2 separate regions of the Homo sapiens genome follow, and region 1 is linked to region 2. The links are chromatin contacts, found by Hi-C or POLR2A ChIA-PET in ENCODE. All regions are on one chromosome and are shown on one strand. The core of a region is the stretch at or near the end of the contact, and the rest is flanking DNA. Distances in the headings are between cores, read along the strand shown.

Region 1 (4,124 bases), core at 628-3,127, 370 kb before region 2:
GTTAGAGACATAAAAACGTAGAGAGAAGACTTTCAGTTAAAAGCCTCCTCCCTTCAGCAAAGTATATTCTGATTCCATTATCGTGTTAGGCTCCTATATAGTTATAAGTAATCCCATGCGGTTTTAGAATTCTTAAATATTCACACACATAGTCATCTGAAAATGAATAAATCCATGAATGACTAAACAAAATTTATTCCTATATCATTTTCAATATCCTTAAATTATGCTTACATCCTTAAATCGGTTGCCTCATTCTGAAAGCACATAGTCTGTAACTCATAAAAAACACCTGTCGGCCGGGCACGGTGGCTCACGCCTGTAATCCCAGCACTTTGGGAGGCCGAGGTGGGCGTATCACCTAAGGTCGGGAGTTTGAGACCAGCCTGACCACCATGGAGAAACCCCGTCTCTAATAAAAACAGAAAAAATTAGCCGGGCGCGGGGGTGCATGCCTGTAATCCCAGCTACTTGGGAGGCTGAGGTAGGAGAATCACTTGAACTTGGGAGGCGGAGGTTGCGGTGAGCCAAGATCGTGCCAGCCTGGGCAACAATAGCAAAACTCCGTATCACAAAAAAAAAAAAAACAAAAAAAAAAACCCACTAAATAATTCATTTAGTATGGGAGAGTGTGAGGAAGCAGAAAATTTAAAAAAAAAAATAGACCAGCAATAATGTCACTTTTTCATGAATTTGTTAGTTCTTTCTGAGCTCCACTTACAGTTACTTTCCCATTCTTCCCTGCACACCGTCAACACATAAGGACTCAAATTAAGATGATGTATATGTTTACACTCCAAAATTTTTTTTTTTTTTTTTTGTGAGCATGGGGCCGTATTTTAATACAAGAAAGACATTGCTCTAGAACATGGCTCGCCTTTGCTTCAGGGCCTAGCAGTTTATTTTAGCCATAAGGGTAAGGGAGCAGGTCAGAAATGACTTTTAGTGTAATCCTATCTGTAATTAAAAATACAAATGCTGTCATAAGATCAAATGTTATCAAAAATCAGTATTTAAAATTAAATTTACCCCCAAATTTCTTTCAAAAAAAATTTGTAATGTTCTTTTTCAGTGAAGCCTTTGCACTGCTAGAGCTGAAGAATGTGATCAATCGGCTTGTTGAATAATCCCGCACAGTAGGTATTCCGCTGAAGCCAACTCTAGCTGGGGGCTCGAGAGCGAAAGACACAGATGGGGCCCTGCCGCCCCTCGAAGAGTCGGATGGGGGCGCCCGTCCCCGGTGCATCAAGAGGCTGGCCCCGCCAGGGGCGAGCGGCTGGCACCGAACCCCGCGCACCTCGCCGCGGGCGGGGCTGGGCCGTAGTCGGCTCGATTTAAGGCTGGTATCCAAGGCTGCGGCCGGTCAGGCGAGGCGAGGCGAGGCGACGTGAGCGAGGGTGCTTAGGGAGAACAGCCGCTGGCAGCTCAATGCTGGGTGGCTAACGCTCGACGGTGCCCGGCAGCAACCCGGCCGACACCCCGACCCGGATCCCGAGCTGCGTCGCGGACAATGCCGCGGGCCCGTCCCGGACTACGACTCCCGACGGGCTCTGCGACCGCTCCGGGGCGGCCCAGCGTGCACTGCGCCGGCCAGTTTGACAGCCGGGCGCCCTACTCGGCTAGCTCTGCTCCCAGCCAGGGACGCTGGCCTTCTCGCGGCTTTCCCCCGATGTCTCTCTTTATTCCAGCTGCCTGAAACTCGGTCCCACGAATGGCAGGCAGCGTCCAAAATTCAACCCCGTAAAGCCAGCACCAGCCAATAAAGCGCACGGATGGAGGCCACGTGACAGCAGTGGGCCGGCCCTCCGGCTGAGCCCTGATCTCTATGGTTTCCGCGGCTCGCTAGAAGGAGTGCGGTCCACTGGAGGTCTCCCTACATTCTTCCTCCATTATCTCACTGCCTCCGGTGGCTGCTGGGATACCGGAGGACTCGGGTCCCGGCTCGACTCAGTCCTCCAGCCGCCCGGGGAATACCTCTAGTTCTTCCCGGCCGCCGCCGCCTCCGCCCCGCCGCTTCCTCCTCCGCCTGCCGGCCTCCTTCGCCCCGCCCCGTCCGCGCAGCTCGTCCGGCCCGCCCGCAGGCCAGCTTCTCTCGGGAGCCTCCACCCAGGCGCATGGCTCCATGAAGCAAGAGGAGGAGGCAGAGCGCGAGAGATCCCGTCCGCCCCAGCCGCGTCTGGGCCAGGAGAAAAGGTGGGAAACTCGGGCTGCGCCGCACCCTTCTCCCCGCTGCCGGGCCAGGCCTCCCTCGGTCCGCCGCCGCCTTGCCCGCCGGGCCTGTTCTCGCCGGGGCGGGCGGCGGGGCCGGGAAGAGACCCCGCGGTCCTGGGGCGAGGGTCCGGGGGCAGCGTGGGGGAGGGGTCCCGGGCGGCGGGCGGGGCCTCAGGCCATGTCCCAGCGGAGGGCAGGGGGTCGGGAGGCACTGCCGGGGAGGGGCGGGCGGCGCCGTGCCCCGGGCCGCGAGGCTCGGCTCCCGCTCCTGGTCCTTGTCTGCACTCCCTCCAGGAAGCAGGCTCGCTCGCTGTAATGTTTGGTGGTCTCCGGCGCCGCCTGGTGGCCCCCACCCACCGTCCCGCCGCCCCGCCGCCCCCTCCCCCGCCCGGCGTCTGGATTCCACCCCCGCGGCTCGGCCCAAGCTGCTCTACCCGTCGCTCCATCGTCTCCCCAAATCCCCAGCGCCCCGGACCCTCTTTCCTCATACCCTCCTTTCTCACCTTTCACCCTGTCCCTCGGCCCGCTTTTCCCCTCCCCGCTCTGTCCTGTCGTTTTCTTAACACTCTTCACACGCGCACTTCCTCCTCCTCCTCTTCTCTTTTTCCCACCCCTACCTTTGGGCCCTCCTTCCTTAACCTCCGCTGGCCCCCCATTCCATGATCCGTCCACCTGACACGCTGGGTTTCATGCCTCTCTTTCCCAGGCTGTGGGTTGTGCCCTTCACTCCTTGCCCTCCTCCATTCCCTGTCCTGATCTGAACTCCTCTCCTTGCCACGCTCCCTCACCCTTATCCCTCTGCACACTCCAAAATTTTTAAAGAAAAAGGAGAGAGAGAAAAAAAAGTAAAAGAAACCCAAAAGGGAAAATATAGCTAAGGTGAACTGGTGAGTTTCTACTCAGAATTCTTATTATTGAGTATGATGTATTTTGTTTTCTTAACTTATGTATAATGAAAATGGACGAGAAGAATTATAAATCATAGTTCATTTTTATGATTAGTACATAAAAAAAATTTGAGTCTTTCTTGGCATCCATTACTTTATCTTAAAAACACAGAGTATTTACTTTTTGTGTGGCAAAGGAGGCCTAATGGGGAACCTTGACCTTCATCTCAACTTGACAGTAAAAAGGTGCTCCTTCCTTCCCCTTTTGCTTGCCATGTGTCTGAAAAAGACTAGTAGCAAGAATATATAAAGAACTTTCAAAACTTAAGAGTGAACAAAGTCAAATTAGAAAGTGGGCAAAAGACATGAATATACATTTCACTGAAAAGAATATATGTTTGGAAAATCAGAGCATGAAAAGACGTCAACATCATTAGCCATTAGGGAATGAAAAATTAAAACCCCAATGGGATTTCAATATATACCCAATGGAATAGTTACAATAAAAAATAATGACAACACTGAGTGCTAGCAAGGCTGCAAAGAAACTACTTAACTGCTGCACGGTTGATGGGAATGTAAAATAACAAAGCCATTCTCTAACAATTTGATACTTTCTTTAAAAAGCAAACAAACAGTTTAACAGGCAATGACTTTATGACTCAGTGATTTCACTCCTGATGACATAGTTGGTCATCAGAAAAAATGAAAATAAAAACCTCAGTGAGATGTCATTACATATCCAAGAGAACTGGTAAAATTAAAATGGCTAAATACCTGGAGACCGATATGGGAGGATAGCTCGAGCCCAGGAGTCCAAGGCTGCAGTGAGCTATGATTGTGCCACTCTACTCCAGCCTGTGTGATAGAGCAAGACTCCATCTCTTAAGAAAGAAAATTGGGGACTGAATATAGCAAGTGTTGAAGAGGTTATGAAGCAAAGAAAATCTCATACATTTGTGGTGGGAGAGTAAATTTACAGCTATATTTTAAAGAAGTTTGGCAATTTCTTATAAAGTTAACCTG
Region 2 (3,953 bases), core at 240-2,739:
TGGGGGAGGAGCTTCCCTTTCCATCTCCAGGGCTACTGAGAAAATGTTGGACAGAGGAAGGAAGGCAGGGCAGGGCCAGGCTGCAGCTAGCATCTGGACTGTTGGCTAATGCTGGTGATGGCGCAGAAGACCCTTGCCCCCTTTTACAGCTTCTCCCCTAGAAGCCTGGCCCAGATGCCTGAATTCCCACCTTTCATGCACTTAGCCCTGGGGCTTGCAGTTTTGCCAGGTCCTTACTGCCTCCTCCCTCCTGTGGCCTGCCCGGAGGGGCACACAAGCAAAGCCAGTGCCTCTGTGGACAGGCAGCTTAAGACATTAGGAGACAAATGAAGGAAGGAGGCAAAACTTCCAAGGCCGGACTATCTCCTCTGGACCAGAGTTTCGGCCTGCTGGGAATGGAGTCACCAGCCCCGGGGGGGCTGACAGGTGGCTCCCGCCTACAGAGCTGTAACTCATCCCTGCTGCTGAACAGGAAAGGGCCTGCCTTACCCAGATCCCATCCTCCGGAAAGGGTTAGTCAGGCAAGTGTGCTGAGAGGCCCCTGGGAACCTCGTCTCGATTAACCCATCAGAAAGCAGCCCATCCTTTGCACCCAGCTCTCAGATGGAAAAGTGAAGCCCAGAAGGAAGGGACCTGACACGGAGGCTTCCTTGGTAGCATTTCAGTCTCAAGGGAAGAACTGTGGGCCTCCCCTGGAGCACTGGTGAAGTAAGGGGTTGGTTTGGATATTGTCTCCTGACTGGGATATGGGCAGGACTGACAGGGAGCTGGAGTCCTAACGAAGCCTGGGCTAGGTGCAGGAAGAACCAACCCAGTGGTCTCCTGACATCTCCCACGCCCCCACCGCAGCTGGGTCACCTCCAGAATACGGAGGAGAGAGCTGGAGGTGGAGGAACTAAGGACCTTCTTTGCCAGGTGGGGACTTAAAGGTAAGGCGACGATTACTTTTCGGCGATGGGGGTGGGATGGAAACAAAGCCCTTTGAGGTCTGGGGCAGCCTCTGGTGGCGCGCGCGGGTTTAAGTGGTGGCGGGCCGCGCCCGATCCCTGTCCTGGACCTTCACCCTCTCCTGAGGGCCTGGGCGGGCCGCCCAGCGCCAGCATGGCCTCCTTGGAGGGGCTCCCGCAGTGCCCGCAGCGCAGCTCCGGCTCCTCCGGAGCCTCTGTTCCGCTGCCTCCCTGCGGGCACCATCTGTCTGCTCGCCGGGGTGGGCGTTCTGCCTGCCCCCTGCGTCTCAGTGGAGGACCGAGCCTTCCGAGCCAAGCTGCCGGTCCAGGAACTTGCGGACCGCGCCGACCCGCTGCTTCTGCCTGCGCATCCACGCAGGTGCCCCTGCCTGAGCCCTAGGTCGCGCGCTATCCTCACCGGCTTCCTGGGCGGTCCCCTCCACCTGTTGCTTCAGGTCCTGCAAGCCCTTGCTTGCCATGGCTTCGGGGTATCTGTGGAGTCGTCAAGAGCAGCTGGAGCGACGTTGGATCCTGCCCAGAGTGGCGATGCCAAGCGCCAGCTCCGGTTTTTAAGGCGCCCCAGGGCTGGCCTGCCCCGCGTAGGGGAGAGGGCGCGGGGCGGTTCCCGTCATACAGGCTCCGGGGAGTGGCCGGGCCCTGCTCCAGAGTCCGCAGGGCAGGGAGCACATCCTGGCCTAAGACGGGCCGCGGTGGGAAAGGGGCAGACCGAACCAGGGACCGAAGAGGTGCCAGGACAGGGGTCCAGAGAGGAGCTGGAGGCAGGAGAAGGGCGCACACCACCTCCCAGCTCATCAGCCCCAGCCCTCCCTTTCTGATCCTGGGCGTGAGCGCTGGGTCAGCTCCAGGGCAGGAGCTCAGGGCTGGTGTTGACCTTAATGACAGCAGTGGTCTTTTACTGAGCATTTGTCTTGTGCCAGGTGCTGCCTAACGCTCTGCAGTCTCTTGTATAATCTTTACAACCACCTCCTGAAGTGGGTATTTTTGTTGATAGCATCAGTGTATAGGAGGAAACTGAGGCAGTGAGGTCGGTCTCACCCAAACGCATGTGGCAGGGACTTGGATCCTCGAATCTGCCTAGGTGCCTGTAAACCCTAGGGCTCTGGCATCATCGGAGCCCCCAGCCCCAAACAGCTGCAGGGGCACTGCTGACTGGCTCTCTGCCTGTAGCCAGAGACCCAGTGGATGCAGCCGGAGAGGGCCTGGTAAATCTTTCCCCTGAGAGGGCGAGATACAGGTGTGTGCACTTGCAGACCATGCAACCCCAAGGGGGAGAGGGCAGTGTGCCTGTGCAGCCCAGGCAAGGAGATTGCCGTCTGTCACCGAAGCCTTAGGAAGTTGGGCAGGAAGCATGGCTCAGGGAGGGCAGGAATAAGCTTGGGCCTCTCAGGTCACCTTTCCTGAGATGGGGCAGGCAAGGCGCTAGAGAGTATGACTTGTGGCTGTTAGGAGGGGACTTAGGGACCTGGGCCTGAGTGGAGAAGATCATCCTTGGGTGCAGCAAAACAGCTTGCAAGATACATTCCCCTGGCACACAAGGGGTGTAGGTCAGGCCCCACCCAGCTGGGTATACTCCCACTCCAGAGTAGGCCTTCAGGACCTGGAGGCCAGTGCACACCCACCCTGCCTTTCTGGGTCTCTCTACCGCTTCCTGTCCGGGGCTGTTTCTTGCACCTCTGCTGGTGTCTCCCCTATTCTGGAGCGCTGGGAAGCCCCTGCCACACAGGCTTGGTCTGCTGGCACATACCCTGCTTCTAGTGCTGCGGGGTCAGCCCCTAGAGGGAGTTGTTTGGAAGTGCACCTGTACACACACACACACACACACACACACACACACACACACACACACACACACGGTATGGATTAATGGAGATGAGGTCAACCCTGGGCAAAGGGAAGAGGCAGGTGATGAGATTAGGTGGAGGAAGGGGGAGGGAGCAGGTCTCAGGCAAAACAAAGCGGCAGCAACAGTCCTCCCAGCCCCCCGCCCCTCCTCTCCCAGAGCGAGGCCTTGCCCTGGGAGCGGCCATATGGATGCCTTGGGGACTCTGGGGAGCCCATCTCAGCCATGCCCTGCCTGGCTGGCCACAGCCCTGCCAGCCCTCCTGAAATCCCACCGGTAGTGCCCAATAGCCAGGCAGGCCTTCGAGTGTTCCAGTTTATCACAGGCTGGTGGTGCCACTGGGCTCCAGGCCCCATGGGCAATGAGCTGTGAGCTGGACAGGAAGGGAGCAGCCTCTGTGGGAAGAGACAGCCAGCCCCCAGCAGATGGTGGTAGAGAGAGCTCCACGTGGCCCTAGCGGCAGGCACTACAGTCAAACCTCTTGGGTTCAGATATTCTTAGAGCAAGCCCCTCACTTCTCTGAGCCTCAACATCCCCATCACATCACAGCGTCTCCCCAAAGTGTGTGTGTGAAGATTAAATTGGCTGAAGGGTGCCCAGGACTCAGCAGTGGACCTTGTGAGAGCGTGCAGGGCACCAGGGCTTCTCAGACAAGGAGAGGCAGAAGGAGGGAGCGCATTACCGCATTACCGTTTCCCCCACCCCCGCCCCAGTTTGCTGTGGTGTCACTTTTTTTTTTCCCTTTTTTTGTTTTTGGAGACAGAGTTTTGCTCTTGTTGCCCAGGCTGGAGTGCAATGGCGGGATCTTGGCTCACTGCAACCTCTGCCTTCCAGGTTCAAGCAGTTCTGCCTCAGCTTCCTGAGTAGCTGAGATTACAGGCATGAGCCACCACCCCCAGCTAATTTGTGATTTCGCTTTCTGCAGTTTCAGTTACTCATTGTTGGGGCTCAGAAACCAATACCCCGAAATATAGTGGTGTGACATTCTGAACTGAAGAAGCCTTAAGGTCTCTCCGACCAGACTCCCACAGGCCCCCCAACCCTTTGTCTCTTCCAAAGCATACAGTGAAGTTGTTCTCTGAAGTTCCTCATCTGCCTTAAGTCTGGACCCACCAAAGAAGAAAACAATGACCACTGGTCCCTTC

Evidence for each region. Hi-C counts contacts between places; a loop is a spot of excess contacts on that map. ChIA-PET counts read pairs that join two places held with the same protein, here RNA polymerase II (POLR2A). Pooled maps may share reads with other maps.
Region 1: a map of naive thymus-derived CD4-positive, alpha-beta T cell shows a loop between it and region 2 (6-fold over the local background). The contact joins the promoter of NUTM2A-AS1 here to the promoter of ADIRF in region 2. A Hi-C loop is called at or near these places in 1 of 168 maps with a recorded cell type or tissue (naive thymus-derived CD4-positive, alpha-beta T cell) and 9 of 50 pooled maps. POLR2A ChIA-PET finds 5 or more read pairs at or near these places in 1 of 52 experiments (BJ).

Annotation. Positions count from the first base shown.
Region 1 is chr10:87,340,311-87,344,434 of GRCh38, reverse strand. NUTM2A-AS1 (NUTM2A antisense RNA 1) reads left to right here and starts at 1,877. Exons shown (of 6, transcript NR_024397.1): 1 at 1,877-2,193. It overlaps LINC00863 (long intergenic non-protein coding RNA 863), which reads right to left and starts at 1,699. Exons shown (of 5, transcript NR_135292.1): 1 at 1,298-1,699. RefSeq lists silencers at 1,139-1,368, 2,019-2,078 and an enhancer at 1,518-2,125.
Region 2 is chr10:86,966,018-86,969,970 of GRCh38, reverse strand. ADIRF (adipogenesis regulatory factor) reads right to left here and starts at 1,489. Exons shown (of 3, transcript NM_006829.3): 1 at 1,366-1,489. The coding sequence starts at 1,426. It overlaps ADIRF-AS1 (ADIRF antisense RNA 1), which reads left to right. Exons shown (of 2, transcript NR_170185.1): 1 at 1-929; 2 at 3,643-3,953. RefSeq lists enhancers at 1-543, 2,050-2,802, 2,783-2,962, 2,803-3,556, 3,813-3,953 and a silencer at 385-679.